2 separate regions of the Homo sapiens genome follow, and region 2 is linked to region 1. Evidence: chromatin contacts called from ENCODE Hi-C or POLR2A ChIA-PET data. All regions are on one chromosome and are shown on one strand. Each heading gives the region's core, a stretch centred on a gene start or an enhancer-like site at or near the end of the contact. The rest is flanking DNA. Distances are from core to core; before and after follow the strand shown.

What was found. Hi-C counts contacts between places; a loop is a spot of excess contacts on that map. ChIA-PET counts read pairs that join two places held with the same protein, here RNA polymerase II (POLR2A). Pooled maps may share reads with other maps.
Region 2: a map of posterior vena cava shows a loop between it and region 1 (22-fold over the local background). The contact joins the enhancer-like site here to the promoter of KCMF1 in region 1. A Hi-C loop is called at or near these places in 1 of 168 maps with a recorded cell type or tissue (posterior vena cava) and 3 of 50 pooled maps. POLR2A ChIA-PET finds 5 or more read pairs at or near these places in 1 of 52 experiments (A673).

Annotation. Positions count from the first base shown.
Region 1 is chr2:84,969,485-84,972,832 of GRCh38, reverse strand. KCMF1 (potassium channel modulatory factor 1) reads right to left here and starts at 1,672. Exons shown (of 7, transcript NM_020122.5): 1 at 1,366-1,672. The coding sequence starts at 1,381. RefSeq lists silencers at 798-1,887, 1,918-2,167 and an enhancer at 2,666-2,745.
Region 2 is chr2:86,034,790-86,038,137 of GRCh38, reverse strand. The region is part of intron 27 of POLR1A (RNA polymerase I subunit A); the gene reads left to right. Among named protein-coding and RNA genes, the nearest start is that of POLR1A, 69 kb to the left of the region's middle. RefSeq lists a silencer at 1,440-1,489 and an enhancer at 2,160-2,219. Within about 2 kb of position 1,562, at least 36 of the 41 ENCODE cell types and tissues checked have a DNase peak (open chromatin) inside an H3K27ac peak, as active enhancers do; they include A673, where a contact is called at or near this core.

The DNA of each region.
Region 1 (3,348 bases), core at 423-2,922:
TTTCATATTAGTTTTGTAACTTTTAAAATACAGAATCGTTGAACACAGAATGTTGAGTCAATTTCAACGTCGCAATTAGTAATGCGAATTTTGAAACTTGTTCTAAATACAATTTTAATCAATCTGAGTTTTTCAGCCTTGAAATTCTAAGGTCCGTATTTCCCAAAGAATATCCTTCCCATAGTGCTAAGCACACACTAAACTGACTCACTAAACTTTCTCCACTCCTACATCACCTATACAGGATTTTAAAATCCGGAGTACACAAACTTTCAAGCCACTTCTACAATCTTGTATTAACCTTAGCAGGACAAACTTTTCGCCAAGACTCTTAACACTTTTTATCCAAAAACCTGTAGTAGTGAAACAAAGAAAACACAACCCCCTCCTCCTTTTCTAAACCATATGGCAATAAATTAAAGTTAACTTATTTCTTACCAGCTCAAAGCCTATACATCGACCCTAAACATTTGTCTCTTTGTGCCCTGGGACTGGGCTTAGAGCTGTCTGCTTATTTGCAACTGTACTCCAATCGTGTTTTAAAATGGCAAAACAAGGTCCAAAACGACCCCCGACCATGAACAGACCTCACCATCGTCATTTTCCAAAACCTGGTCTGGTAGGCAGCACATGCCGGCGAGGGCACCAGGGCCGCGGGGAGCGAGCCCTGCTCCGCCTGGGTGACTGAGCAGGGAGTTTGCTTGCTGCGGCGGGGTCGGATCCACCCCGGGAACTTGGTTACCCGAGCCCAGGGACGCGCCGAGGCCTAGCCGCGAGGCCGGGGCGGGCTCCAGGCGGCGAGGGCTTCCCGTCCCTTGGCCGCAGAGCCTTCCCGCCAGCCCCGCGGTCGCCCGCAGGCGGGGACACTCGCCGTCGTCTCCCGGCGACCGGACGCGCCTGCCGGGTCCCGGGCCGGCTCTTTTGCCTCCTGCTGCCGCCCGCGGCCCGGCTCTGCGACCACACCGGGCTCTTCCGGGGCGGCGGGAGCGCTAGGCCGCGCTGGGGCCCGCGGCTCCTGAACCGGCCGGGCGGGCCTTGGCGTCCGGTATCAGTCCCGAAGGCCGAGCTCCCGCCGGTAACGGGCCCCGCCGCCTCCCCTCCCCCTCCGCCCCATGACAGTGCAAACCCTCCGGCCGCCCGGGCCGCCCCGCCTCCAGCACCAGGCCCAGCTAAGGGCCGCGGCCGTGGCGGCAGCGGCGCCGCGGCTCTCCGCCCTCGCTCGCTCGCTCCCGGGTCCAGCGCCTCGGGCCCGGCTCGGGCTCGGCCAAAGTCTCCGCCGCTTCCCGGCCGCCCTCCGCCGCGCCCGGCCCGGGCGGGGTAGGCCGAGGCCCGGGAGGTGCGGGTGGGGGCGGGGGCTCCTCTCACCTTCATGTCGGGACATCCTAGTTCAGACGGTGGCGGCGCGGCCCCTCCCGGGCTCCGGCTGCAGTGTCCCCCGCGGGGTCCCGGCGCTGCCCGCGCCGGCCGGCCGACTCCCACTCGACTCCCGGGCTCGGCCGCGGGGGCGGGGTGGGCAGGGGAGCGCTCCCGCGGCGGCGGCGGCGGCGGCGGCGGGGAGGCGGCGCGGGGCGGGAATGGGGCCGGGCCTGGTCGGGGCTGAGCTCCTCCAGGAGGCGGGTCCGACGCCGCAGCTCCGCCGGCGCCCGCCGTGACTCCGGTCACTCTCGGGCCTGCCGGCTCCCGGCAGCGGCGCGGCGCTCCGCAAATCCCGCTCCTCCCCTCCCCCGGCCCACCCCCCGCCCCTCTCCCCCGGCTCCCGGCCGCCGCCTCCTCCTCCTCCTCTTCCTCCTCCTCCGCCTCCTTCCGCCGCCCGCACGCCAGCCCCGCCTCTCGCTGCCCTCGCCGGGCCCAGCCGCCCGGAGGCCCCGCGGCCGGCGGTCGCGACGGGGGCGACGCGGCGACGGCGGCTCGGGGCGCGGCGCTTGCCCGCGCTAGCCAGCAGGCCGCGATCGGGCGCCCGTGCCCAGCCTCGGCCTGGCCGCCGCCGCCGCCGCCGCGCCGCGCGTAGGGAGGAAGAGGAAATGCCCGGCGCCGGCTCCCGCTGCTCACCGGCGCGGCCCGAGGGGCGCCCGCCCGCCACGCCGCCCCTAGCCCCGCCTGGGGCGGGCCTAGGCCGGGCTATAGGGGCCAGGGCCTTGGGCTGCGCCGGCCGCGGGAGGTGGGTGCTTCTCGGCGGCGAGCTGCGACTCGGAGAGACTCCTGTCCGCAGGTGCATGGCTTCCGGGCGGGCCTCGGGCAGCGAGCTCCAGCCCCACTGAGAGGCCGCGGACCGCCTGGGGACTTGTGTTTGTGTGTATTTTAAGCCAACAGCCCAGAAAGGGAAGGCGACTGGCCCCCGGTCTTCGCCAGTGTTTCCCGGCCGGGTTACTGGTGGTCAGGAGGGAAGCCAGGAGGCTGCCGGGCTCCGAGGCCGATTCCTTGCGAACCATCTCCGTTAAAGACTCCGCGCCGGGCAGCCCGGGAGTCCGGCGGTACCCGCGCAAACTTTGTCCCAGCGCCTTGGCTCACCGTGAATGCCCTGCCTTGAAAATTTGGAGTTTTTTGTTTCCTGAAAGTGGTCTGCTTTTCCGATTTTATCTGTGTTTTCCATTTTTACCTTCTTATTGTCAATTTGTTTTCAGGCATTATTAATTCAACAAATCTTTGTACTGCCCCTTACCACGTGTCGATGGTTCCGTGGTTTGGTGGAAATAGATCGCGCTTTGAAGTCAAGACGGATCGGCCATGGAATTTTGGCTCTGAGATCCTCTGTGTAACCGTGGATGAGCTACAAGGCCTGCTGAGCCTCCATTTGTCTGGTTTTTGTGGTTGTTTTAATTTATCTTTTTCCATTTGAAGTTGTGGGTTTTGCATAAAATTGAACTGTTACCAGGCTAAGTCAACTGAAATTGGAATCTGGGGTACTGCTTGCTTTGAGGTTACTCTTATACTGTCCACCATTTGCTGGCTGTGTGATCTCTAAACCTCTCTGTGCCCTGACTTTTCTATCTTTAAAATGGACGTAACAACAGAGGTTTAATAATAAGAGGTTTGGAGGTTAAGTGCTAAAATGCATATAAAATACCTAGCACAGGACACAGTAAAAAGATTGTTACCGTATTTCATTGAATCTGGTTTTAAGACACTTCCTGATTTCAAAGAAACTAAAAGCTCATCTTGAAGTCCAGGAAGTAGGTTTTGGGTCACTCAGAACTCCCAAGGGACTGTATTTGGTAGTAACTAGTGATAAACAAACTGGAGTTTAAATGAGGACTTTGTCACCAGAGATATTTTTATTGCCTGTATGGAGCTCCTGCACAAATTTATTCCATTTCTCTTGTAGAAAGAGATCCAACCTGGCCGTAAATG
Region 2 (3,348 bases), core at 313-2,812, 1.1 Mb before region 1:
AAGTTACTGTTAGATATTTGAAAAGCAGAGGCCACAATGCTGAGTTCCGGGGAGCAGGAGGATGGGCTTTTTGGGGACTGGGGCAAGACTGGAAGAGCCCACGAAGCATTTTTGACTCACCAGCTAACCCTAGACGGTGAAGTGTGAACACAAAAAGGCTGCATAGCCCAGCAGGTGACAGGCCAGTGAAGCAGGCTTGGAGGCCCCCGGCAGACTGAAGAGTGTGGAACCTGTCTCAAGGGGCACCTGTTACTATGCAGGAATGGAGGCCCGGGGGGCCACATCTTTTGATTTAAAAAGAAAGAAAACAAGCTTCCCACCCCCTACGTTTTTTTCTTTCTTGGGTCACTTGTTTACTTGCCTTTGCTTTTATATAATTGAGGTCTCCTGACTTTTAAACATCAGCAACTAATTCATGTGTTTTTAAAAGCCCAGTAAGGCCCAGATGGTTCTCATCTGTTGCAGGATCTGGCCACAGGCCACTGACCACTGCCTCTAATCTAGACCAGTTCTTGGTCTTCTGGGAGCTGCTCAGATAGAGAAGCAATGACAGAGCAGAAGCAGAAAGCTCCCTGCACTCAGCCATCCCACAAACACATACTGAGCCATGCCCATTCGTCGCTGAGTCACGGGGGCAGGCGTGGGCAACACAGTACGACTTTTCTGCCCTCAGCCCTCTGCCCTCTCACCTTATGGGGCCTGGCCTCGAGCCAGCCCTCTGTGCAGGTGGCATTTGGGATGGTGGGTCTTGGGGTGGAGGAGCTTGGATGTGAACTCAGTCCTTTGGACGGGGGTCACTGGCCAGGTGCTTCCTGCCCCAGTTCACGAGCCCTGGGTGAAGTTGTTGTTGGCTGGGCCTCAGGAGCACCTGCGTTGGTGCCAGCCTGGGCTGAGAACATTCCTTCTGTCGAGTGGTCCTCTGTGCTATCTGGGCACTGGGCAGAGTGGCAGGGGAGTGCTGTGTGCACCCGCCTGCCAGCTCCTTAATTAACAGCGAGGAACATAACTACCAAGTGCAGGGGGCGTTTGTGCTGGCCTGGCAGTGGTTTTCTGGGAAATGGGAATTCAGATTTCATGGCCTCTAGAGAATAACTAAGGGTGGACGGAGTTAGATGTTTTGCCCCAGTTCTGTTCACAGGAGGCCCAGGCCAGCCCAGCAGGTAGGTCGGCATGAGGCTGGCGCCAGCCCATGCTGGGGTTCTTTTTACTTATATTACCTCATGGAATTGAAAATAGGAAATCACTTTTTAAGACTTCTTCCTGATGAGGGACAGCCCTGGCTTGTTCCCAGCCGTGAAGTACTTTTTCAACTCCTCCCTGTGTTTTGCTTGTGAACTTGAAAATCTGTGATAAATAAAGCCATGCGCAGTAGCTTTTGGTGGAGGTGGCCTCAAGGACTCAGCAGAATGGGGCTGAGGGGTTAGGCAGAGCTAAAAGATGGGGCAGTGGATGAGCTGGGTGCGGTCTGGACTCCCTTTGTCAGGCCCCAGGCAGCAGAGCAGCTGTGTTCAGGCCTCTGGCCGCCCACAGGAAATGGGAGGAAGTGTGAGTGCACTTTCAAAAGAGCAGCCAACCCCCAAGAAGCTTTTTCTCCTTCCTTTCTCCCATCCCTCCCCCTTCCTTCCTCTCTGCCACCCTCTTTTTCTTTCTCTTTGCCCCCACCCTCCCTTCTCCCAGCTGTGGAGTCATGAGACCCTTGACAGAGCCTGGAGAAAAACAGCACGAGACAGATGGTTCCCTAGGTAGAGATATACAAGCGTAGAAGGCCCCCCAGATCTCTGCACTGGCACCCATCACATGGGCTGTTTGTGTAAATTGTCTGGCAGGTGGCAGGGGAGATGAAGTGGAAAGAGCACTGAGCTAGGAGTTAGGGGCTGTAAGTTTTGGCCTCCGGTCCCCAGCCATGAAAAGACCCAGCTGACAGTCTGTAATTGTAGCTTCTGTGAATCTGACTTTCCAAACAGCAGGTGGTGGAGCTGTTGCCAGGCGCGTTCAGAAACCGCCAGGGGTCATGTGCTCTGTTTGTAATTATTTACGTGGGACGGGAGGCTTCTCTGCCCCTGCCCCTCCTGTTCCCTTTCTGTTGCTACATTCAGGTGAGCTGCACAACCTTGAGAAGGCAGTCACTGTGGGCCGTTAGTTCCCCTGCTCTTGGCAAAACCATAGAAGGGCAAATTGCACCTCCAGGAAAACTGGCACACTGGTCACATGCCTACCACTTACTCACCAGCCATTCATTCTGCCTTCTCACCTCCTTCCCTCCTACGTTCTCCACAAGTCCTGGTCACCAAAAGAGGCAGGGAAGGCAGAAGGCATCCCCAACTGGGGGAATCAGGGAGGGCTTCTTGGAGGAGTTACAGCTGCTGAGGCCTGGCCTTGAAGGATGAGTACAGCTTCAGTAGGTAGATATTGGCCAGGGAAGTTACTGGCAGAGTGAGCCGCTCAAGCAAAGGCCCAAAGGGTGCACAGGGTGGAGGGAGCAGATGGGCAGTTAGAGTTGAGGCCAGATGTGAAATGCTGGGGGCAAAAGCATCAGAGCCGTGACATTGCCACAAGTTGAGACAGGCTGGGGCGCCCAGCTGAGGGAAGCAGCCCTGTGTGTGGCAGCAGCTGAGCCCCGCACCCCCACTCCGCCTCATTCCATCTCCTCTGCTCTGCACAGTAGCCTCGGGTGCAGAGTGAGAGTGATCCCATGTTGCAGATGAGATCAAGGCCCTCCTCTCCAGTCTGTGGCAGGTCAGGACTTTAACCTGAACCTGTCCTTACAGAAACATCTCTCCCACCCCCTCTTTCCAGTGGGATTGTATCTTTCTAAAGTCAAGCCCGGCCTTCTCTCATCTGGCTATCCTGTTCCTGTCCCCAGTGCCTGGTAAACAAGCTCTTCTCTGGATTAATGGATGAGGGGGCTTTTTTTTCTGCCAAGGGCAAACCACGTACACCTTTAAAAAGTTAAAAAATAATATTGGGGTCTGGGTGCAGTGGCTTACCCTTGTAATTCCAGCACTTTGGGAGGCCAAGGCAGGTGGATCACCTGAGGTCAGGAGTCCACAATCAGCCTGGCCAACATGGTGAAACCCCGTTTCTACTAAAAATAGAAAAATTAGTCGGGCATGGTGGTGCATGCCTGTAATCCCAGCTACTCAGAAGGCTGAGGCATGAGAATCGTTTGAATCCGGGAGGCGGAGGTTGCAGTGAGCCGAGGTCGCACCACTGCACTCCAGCCTGGGGGATAGAGAGACTCCATCTCGGGACGGTGGGGGGAACTAATAATAATAATATTAGGGAAGATGAGTGGCATTCTTTTGTTTTTAATGAGCAAAATAGTATACATTTGACCTGCCTACTTTT